2 separate regions of the Homo sapiens genome follow, and region 2 is linked to region 1. Evidence: read pairs that join two places in POLR2A ChIA-PET (ENCODE). Cell type or tissue: A673. All regions are shown on one strand.

Region 1 (4,000 bases):
TCCGCCTCCTGGGTTCAAGCCATTCTCCTGCCTCAGCCTCCCAAGCAGCTGGGACTATGGGCGCCCGCCACCACGCCCAGCTATTTTTTTTATATATTTTTAGTAGAGACGGGGTTTCACCGTGTTAGCCAGGATGGTCTCGATCTCCTAACCTTGTGATCCGCCTGCCTCGGCCTCCCAAAGTGCTGGGATCACAGGCGTGAGCCACCGAACCCGGCCCTCCCAGGGTATGTTTCTAATGATGTTCCCCTGGAACAAGCTTTCCTGCACCATCTTTGTCTCAAATCCCTGAGATAGTTCTGCAAACTTCTAGAACTTTCCTAGGGTTCTTATTGCTTGGAAGAGAACATATGTAAAGGCGTTAAATAGGGAAAAGAAAATGTCAAAAATGTTTAAGCAAAAATAAGTCAAAATGTAGTTACTTCTTGCACATGAGAATCTGATTTCTGTAGCAATGAAAATTTTTAATTTGAATAAAAATCACGTAAGCATGAGGTTGTTGGGGAACACGGAAAGGAAGGGCTCAGATTAGGGGGTGTAGCACATTTATCAGGAGGTAAGATCTCCATAGTCTCCTACCCCTCCTGGCCTGGCCTTTTACTGTGGTATCCAGCCTCTGGGAAGACCTTGTATGGACAGTATCTCCACTGGGGCTATCACTAGGTGACCAGGTAGGGGACAGAGTAGAGCAGCCAATGACCTTAACTCAAAATCTTTTCTCTCCCTTCAACCTGTGAAAAAAGATGACTGGGCACATACTCAGATGTCCCCTGGCATAGCCACATCTTGTTGGCCAGTCACAAACACCAGCTCTAGTAAGAGGGCCTGGTTAAAGATATCATAAACAGCTTTCTCCATGTCCCTGGTCCCTGGAGTCAGTGATGTCGGCATTTGGGACTGCGACCTGGCTGGAGCTTGGATTTGCCCACATCAATCAATGCTTCTCCCTGGCTTCAGAGAAAACTTTCCCATAATAAGCAGTCAACGTGTTAGCGATGGAGCCAGGAATAAGCTCCTTGGGGCCTGGGAGTCATTAGATGAAATATTCCTCTTTCTCGCTGCCCTTGGCCAAGTCACTCTCCATCTGGACGATGGCACTGGGCTCACCTTCTGTAGGTTCATAGGTGACGTAGCTGCCTTTGTTCTTGTACAGGTAAAAGAAGATCAAGATCACGACCGAGAGCAGGGTGAGGAAGACAACGGTGATAACAACTTGGAAAGGAGAGGGAAAATGTAGAGATGTTTCAGGATTGAGGATGTCTCAGTAGTTCCTGGAGTCATCTGATTTAGTCACTGTTTTCGTAAAGATCCTCTTGTTTTCATTAACTAGTGTCCACTTCCATCCAAACCCATGTTCCCCCACCAACCCCAATTTCCATGGCACATAATAGCTGGAGTCTCCTGGTGCTTAAGCTAAGGACACATGCTTTTGATTTCTGACAAAACTGAACTGCCTCCCAAACCAGTTCCTGATTCTTAAAGAAACGGGAAGGAGGGAACAGGAAATGGCTTATCCTAACAGGAAGTGGTTTATCTGATCCTCCCCCTCTTCCTCACCCACTCAACCAACCACATATATCCTCGTCCCTACCCACGTACTCAAGTGTAACGTCCGTATGCATATCTATTTGCGGCCACCTCCCAACCTGTCATTTACTGGTAGTGCCTCTGACAGAAGCCTCCGAGTCTTTTATGGCTGTGTGTGTGTGTGTGTGTGTGTGTGTGTGTGTGTAATATAACTTACAAGCCAGAGTGAGCCCATTAATGGATTTGGTCAGGCTCCCTCTGGAGAGAGATGCCCTTGATCCAGAAGGTCCCTTGGAGTTGGCTCAGAGTCTATTACCTGCAATGAGTGCTGTGCTGGCTCCATCTTCTGGGGACAGGGCCTCAGTGGGCTGTAAAATTGGGGTGGTCATCAGTTCTTCTGGAAAATGTAGAAAAGTGGAAAAGGAAATGGAGTGAATTCTTTTGTTTGAAAGCATATGTTTGGCCTTCAAATTTCACCACCCCACCTTCTTCCCTATTCAAAAGTTTATCATTTAACTCCTAGAGTATATCCAAATAGAAAATCCTAGAGAATAAAGAAGAAAATAAACCACCACCCAAAGACAATATGTTGATGGATTTCTCCCTGCATAATATAGTGATTAAGAGTAGGGGCTATAGAGCCTGACAGACTGGGTTTCAAATATGAACTCTGTCCTTTACTAGCTGTGTGACCTTGGGAAAATTACCTAACCTCTATCTGCAAAATGGAGGTAAGAGTACCTACTTTAAAACGTTGTTGTGACATTTAATAAGTCACTCAGTAGGATAAGCCATTATTAGGAATGCATATTTTTACAATAAGTGAGATCAAATGAGTTGTATGTGTATATATTTACATTATATTATATAGCATGTGCATTTTCTTGCAGCATTCTTACTAATTCTTTGTAAACATTATTTTAACATAATGAAATAGTGCTCCTCTCCTATTAAAAACCCTTTTCTACACTTCCAGGATAGGCCCTGCAATTTGAAAGGTTCTGAAACAGGCCTCTCCTCTACCCTAAAATAGATCCTGCACCCCCTCCTGCTACGGGTTTATTTATCCTTCAGAGCGTGAAAGTCCCACCCTAAAGTCATTACCCAGGGACAGAACATGACAAAATGAGTGGTCTCCAGAAGTCCCTTTTAAGTGTTTACACAGGAAGTCAGGAAGCCCTTCCATTCTTTCCTATTAGCATTTTAATGTAGAGGTTACTGCAGGATAGAGGTCTCCTGGGGAAAACCAGCTGGCTGATCCTGGCAACACCCACAGGAGGCACCCCGACCTGACTGGCATCCCATAAACAGCAACACTCACCCACTGCCTCCTCTTTGCTAGGCCCTGTGCTAGATGAAAGGTCGAGCAAAACAGACACGGCCAGCTTCCCGAGGCTCACCCTCCACTGCACCCCACAGCTTGCACGGTGAGGAGCTGCTGTAAGTGCACTTAGGAAAGTGTGCAGCCGAGGGGCCTGATCTAGTCTTCCAGCCAGAAGCGACCCCCCAAGGGAGGAATATCTGACCTGGGAGCTGAAGCAGGGGTAAGAGTTTACCGGGTAACAGGGATGGGGCACATTCTAGGCAGAGAGAAGAGCCTGGGTCAAAGCTCTGAGACCAGGGGACTCAAAGGCCAGCGTGGCCCGAGCGCGGTGTGAGCATGACTCCCGTCCAGTGCCTGACACGTTCAGGTTTCCATCCACAGCAAGTGAAATGAGGGTATCAGTGGTGGTCTGGTGGGCCTATGCTAAGAGGGGCCAAGAGTGTTGAAGGGTCTTTCCACGCGGGCCCAGGGGAGCCTGATGAACCATCCTCATCTTGCAATACAGAAAGCAGAGGCAGGCTGTCCAGAGCGCTTCCTCTCCCAAGGCCAGGCCAAACCTTTCTCTCTGGTCCCCTCTTTGTCTAGGAATGGTAGTACCCTCAACCACTCTGGCCTTGGGCGAATGGTTACTGTGGTGTTTTACACACACACACACACACACACACACACACACACACTCTCTCTCTCTCTCTCTCTCTCTCTCTCTCTCTCTCTCTCTAGGTTTTCATCCAGTTCCTGGCTCCTAATTCCCACAGCCCGTTAGCCTTGTGTTATGATGTGGGTGTGTCACACCGCAGGAGCGGGCCTCAGGAAACAGCATCTCTCCAGCCTTCTCCTGCCCTTCCCTTCACCTGCCCCAAGGCAGGACTCTAATCTTCCTCTGCCTTTCCCATAGTGGGTCATAAGATCCTCATTCCAGAGGGAGAATTTGGGAAGGGAATGCTGACATCATGAAGCTTCCATTAAAAACCCAAGAGGACTGGCCTCAGAAAGCTTCCGCATAGTTGAACATGGCTGGACATGGTGGCTCATGCCTGTAATCCCAGCCCTTTGGGAGGCCAGGGTGGGTGATTTCCTGAGCCCAGGAATTTGAGACCAGCCTGGGAAACATGGCGAAATCCTGTCTCTACCAAAAATACCACAAAAAAA
Region 2 (4,000 bases), 110 kb before region 1:
GTCTCAAAAAGAAAAAAAAAAAACAAAAAACCTACAATTCAGGGCCAGGCACAGTGGCTCACACCTGTAATCCCAGCACTTTGGGAGGCCGAGGCGGGCGGATCACTTGAGGCCAGGAGTTCGAGACCAGCCTGACCAACGTAGTGAAACCCCATCTCTACTAAAAATATAAAAATTAGCCAGGGGTTGTGGTGGGCACCTGTAGTCCCAGCTACTCGGGAGGCTGAAGCAGGAGAATTGCTTGAACCTGGGAGGCAGAGGTTGAGGTGAGCCGAGATCGTGCCACTGCACTCCAGCCTGGGTGACAGAGTGAGACTGTCACACACACACACACAAAAAAAACAACTACGATCAGATCCTGCTTTTTAAGTCAGAAAGTATTTAGAAATAAAATAGTTTTCAAGTCATCTTCTGCTGTATTTGTATATTATATTACTAAATTCAAGTCAGGTCTGTATGAAAGGCATATAAATAGCAGTGGCTCTCAATCTTAGCAGCTGAACATCAGAATCACCTGGGGAGCTTTAGGCCATATCCCATGTCAACTAAATCCAAATGAGGAGGAGGGATTGGTGAGCTTAATTACTCAGTGCTATGTATTAATAAACTAAGATAATGAATGGATTTGATCTCTATGTCATCTAGGATGACCATCTTTTTATAGCAAGACTTGACTTTACAGAGGTCCTCAGTGAGCTATCTTGAAACATTACCACAAAGGGTGAGGGAATTTGTTCCGGTCTACACATACTCATCACCACTACTGGGGTGAAAACACTCAGTCTGACACTGTCTCAGTAAATCCCTTCAAACCTTTTTTTCTTTTTTGAATTCATCAAATAGTCTTTGAGCACTTGCTATGTTCTAGGCCCTGTTTTAGGTAGCAGGAATATAGCAATAAACAAGTTAAAGAAGGTTCCCTGGCCGGGCGCGGTGGCTCATGCCTGTAATCCCAACACTTTGGGAGGCTGAGGTGGGCGGATCATGTGGTCAGGAGTTCGAGACCAGCCTGGCCAACATAGTGAAACCCCGTCTCTACTAAAAATACAAAAAAATTTTAGCCAGGTGTGGTGGCAGGTGCCTGTAGTCCCAGCTACTCAGGAGGCTGAGGCAGGAGAATCTCTTGAACTTGGGAGGTGGAGGTTGCAGTGAGCTGAGATCGCGCCATTGCACTCCAGCCAACAGTGTGAGACTCTAAATAAAAAAAAAAAAAAAGAAAAAGAAAAAGAAGGTTCCCTGACGGAGCATAACATCACTGTCATCTAAATTTCTATCTCTTCACAGCAATACCATACTAAATTATTCTGCAAACCCCTCATGTTTTCTTCCTCTCCAGTCTTTACAGTATTACTGATAATAAAGGAAGCAGTATTACTGATAATAAAGGAATTATTTTAAAACATATAGTAAAAATGATGTAACTTGAAAGGGCCTAGTATGTTTATAGCAGGTGTTTTATGCAACTGCCCTGAGTAGCTTACCTGTATTCCCCTCCAGTTTCAAAGCAGGAACATGGAAACACAAGTGAGCAGTAGATAAAAACTACACATAGGCTGGGCACTGTGGTTCACGCCTATAATCCCAGCACTTTGGGAGGCCAAGGCAAGTCGATCACTTGAGGTCAGGAGTTTGAAACTAGTCTAGCTGACATGGTAAAACCCCATCTCTACTAAAAGTATAAAAAATAATTAGCCGGCATGGTGGCATGCACCTGTAGCCCGTAGTCCCAGCTAGTTGAGAGGCTGAGGCAGGAGAATTGCTTGAACCCAGAAGAGGAGGTTGCAGTGAGCTGACACTATGCCACTGCATTTCAGCCCGGACGACAGAGGAGACTCTGTCTCAAAAACAAACAGCAACAAAAAAAACTATACCATATCTGGATTTTATGCTGTCCCTGAGAGAGATACCTGTCATTTGATAGTCTTTCTCTGGGAATACTGGTTCTGGAACTGTTTCCCACATGTCAAAACTGGGCTTAATGTTCTTTAAGCACTTTAAGAAGTGCTTCTGGACTACAAATCTATTTCTTCAGCACGATTATGAGATCAGTTTAGATCACTTGCGAGATACCAGATGTACATTTCATTATGTACATCTCAAAGTTTACCAAAAAATGGAGCTGATTTCCCTTTTTTTGCCTCAAGTCTTTCAGTCTCTCACATTTCCACTCTGCTGAATTATTTGCCAACTACCAATTATTTATACCTACCAGAAATGTGCTTTTATTTTCCTTTAGCTTATAAAGTCACTAAACACATCTAATTTTTGCTAACCTTATTTATTTTGGAAGCTGAAAAGTATCTGTGTCAGATACAAATTTACTTCCAGGGAGCTTGTAAGATATTAAAAGTTTAATCAAAGAAATCTGAATCAGCAAAGCCCTACCTCAGGAGATTTACTAGATATAGGCCTACCTTCTTAGTTTTTTTCATACATTATAGGATTAGCATTTACCAGCCTACAGATCTCATTAAAACACTGCTAATTGAAAACATCACCTGTGGCATCATTAGTACTAGGCTCTTTTATTAAATTTCTGAAATCACTGACTCTTTCCAGTTAGGCAAAAAATGGCAACTCGCAGCAATATTCATAGGCTATATGTTGAAGGGAATCTGACTATTTTGATACAGAAAATAGAACTCCCATTTCAGTATTCAAAGATCAAATGTATATCATCATAGTATGGCATAACTGGGAAAACACCAACAGTTTTGTTTTGTTTTGTTTTCTTGGGACTAAGGGAATCCACACTTAGCCCTTTATAGTGCTGAGCCTCAAAGCTTCTTTTCCGATCCAAAATGTCTACCAGCTCATGCTTTCTTCCCTCTTGCAGTCAGGCTTCCATCTTCACTGGCAAGCATCACTATTACCTCTCTATACTTGAGAGTTCTTATGTCTTGCTCATCCTGTACTCCCTACCATGCCTGGCTTCAAAGTAGGACAATCTCTCTAGTCCCTCATTCCTCCCCTTAATGAAAGGCAAGCACAGACACTTTTCTGTGTATTTATTTATTTTCTATTTTTCTCTGTGTGTGTTTTGTTTGTTTGTTTTTTGAGATGGAGTAGCACTCTGTCGCCCAGGCTGTAGTGCAATGGCACTATCTCGGCTCACTACAACCTACGACTTCCACGTTCAAGTGATTCTCCCGCCTCGGCCTGTCGAGTAGCTGGGATTACAGGCGCACTCCTATAATCCCATGTAAACCATGCCTGGCTAATTTTTGTATTTTTAGTAGAAATGGGGTTTCACCACATTGGCCAAGCTGGTCTCAAACTCCTGGCCTTAAGTGATCCAACCGCCTCGGCCTCCCAAATTGTTGGGATTACAGGTGTGAACCACTGTGCCTGGCCTAGTTTTCTGTGTTTTAAGGCTTTAATTGCCGATGACTTTCAGGAAAATCCTGAAAGTACCAGAATAGTTAGTCCTATGAAATGGTAAATAGGCTCTAACCATCTCTCCTCTTTTATGCTAAAAGTGATAGGACTTACGAACATTTCTCCTCCTTCAGACCACATTTCTTTTTTCTTTTGAGACCAAGTTTCGCTCTGTTGCCCAGGCTGGAGTGCAATGGTGAGAGGCTGGAGTGCAATGGCATGATCTTGGCTCACCACAACATCCGCCTCCCGGGTCCAAGCGATTCTCCTGCCTCAGCCTCCTGAGTAGCTGGGATCACAGGTGTGCGCCACCACACCTGGCTAACTTTCTATTTTCACTAGAGACGGGGTTTCTCCATGTTGGTCAGGCTGTTCTCGAACTCCCAACCTCAGGTGATCCACCAGCCTCGGCCTCCCAAAGTGCTGGGATTACAGGTGTGAGCCACCATGCCCGGCCAGACCACATTTCTGATGAAGGAAGGCCTTTTCTTCTAAAATGGCCAGCAAATTCCCTAGAGATGTAACCAGTTAGACCTGATGATGCAATCAAAGCAGAAATGTTATTTGCCCCTTGTCTTTTATAGACAGAGAGTAAATTTGTATTTCTAAGGATATGCAGAGC

Evidence for each region. Peaks named below come from ENCODE experiments on the same cell type or tissue, not always from the same donor. Only the 100,000 strongest peaks of a DNase experiment are listed, where the experiment ranks them.
Region 2: POLR2A ChIA-PET joins it to region 1 with 9 read pairs; 8 of 35 experiments call an interaction of 5 or more read pairs at or near these places.

Annotation. Positions count from the first base shown.
Region 1 is chr12:51,244,908-51,248,907 of GRCh38, forward strand. It overlaps SMAGP (small cell adhesion glycoprotein), which reads right to left. Exons shown (of 4, transcript NM_001031628.2): 3 at 1,844-1,924; 4 at 1-1,212. The coding sequence ends at 1,034. It also overlaps a transcript of DAZAP2 not described here. Among named protein-coding and RNA genes, the nearest start is that of DAZAP2, 8.1 kb to the left of the region's middle. RefSeq lists enhancers at 2,542-3,043, 3,044-3,543, 3,544-4,000. In A673, a CTCF peak has its summit at 1,910 (motif pointing left); DNase peaks (open chromatin) are centred at 1,544 and 2,704; H3K4me3 peaks cover 537 bases; H3K27ac peaks cover 3,724 bases.
Region 2 is chr12:51,135,103-51,139,102 of GRCh38, forward strand. The region is part of intron 1 of TFCP2 (transcription factor CP2); the gene reads right to left. Among named protein-coding and RNA genes, the nearest start is that of TFCP2, 36 kb to the right of the region's middle. In A673, no CTCF peak of the experiment used is centred here; no DNase peak of the experiment used is centred here.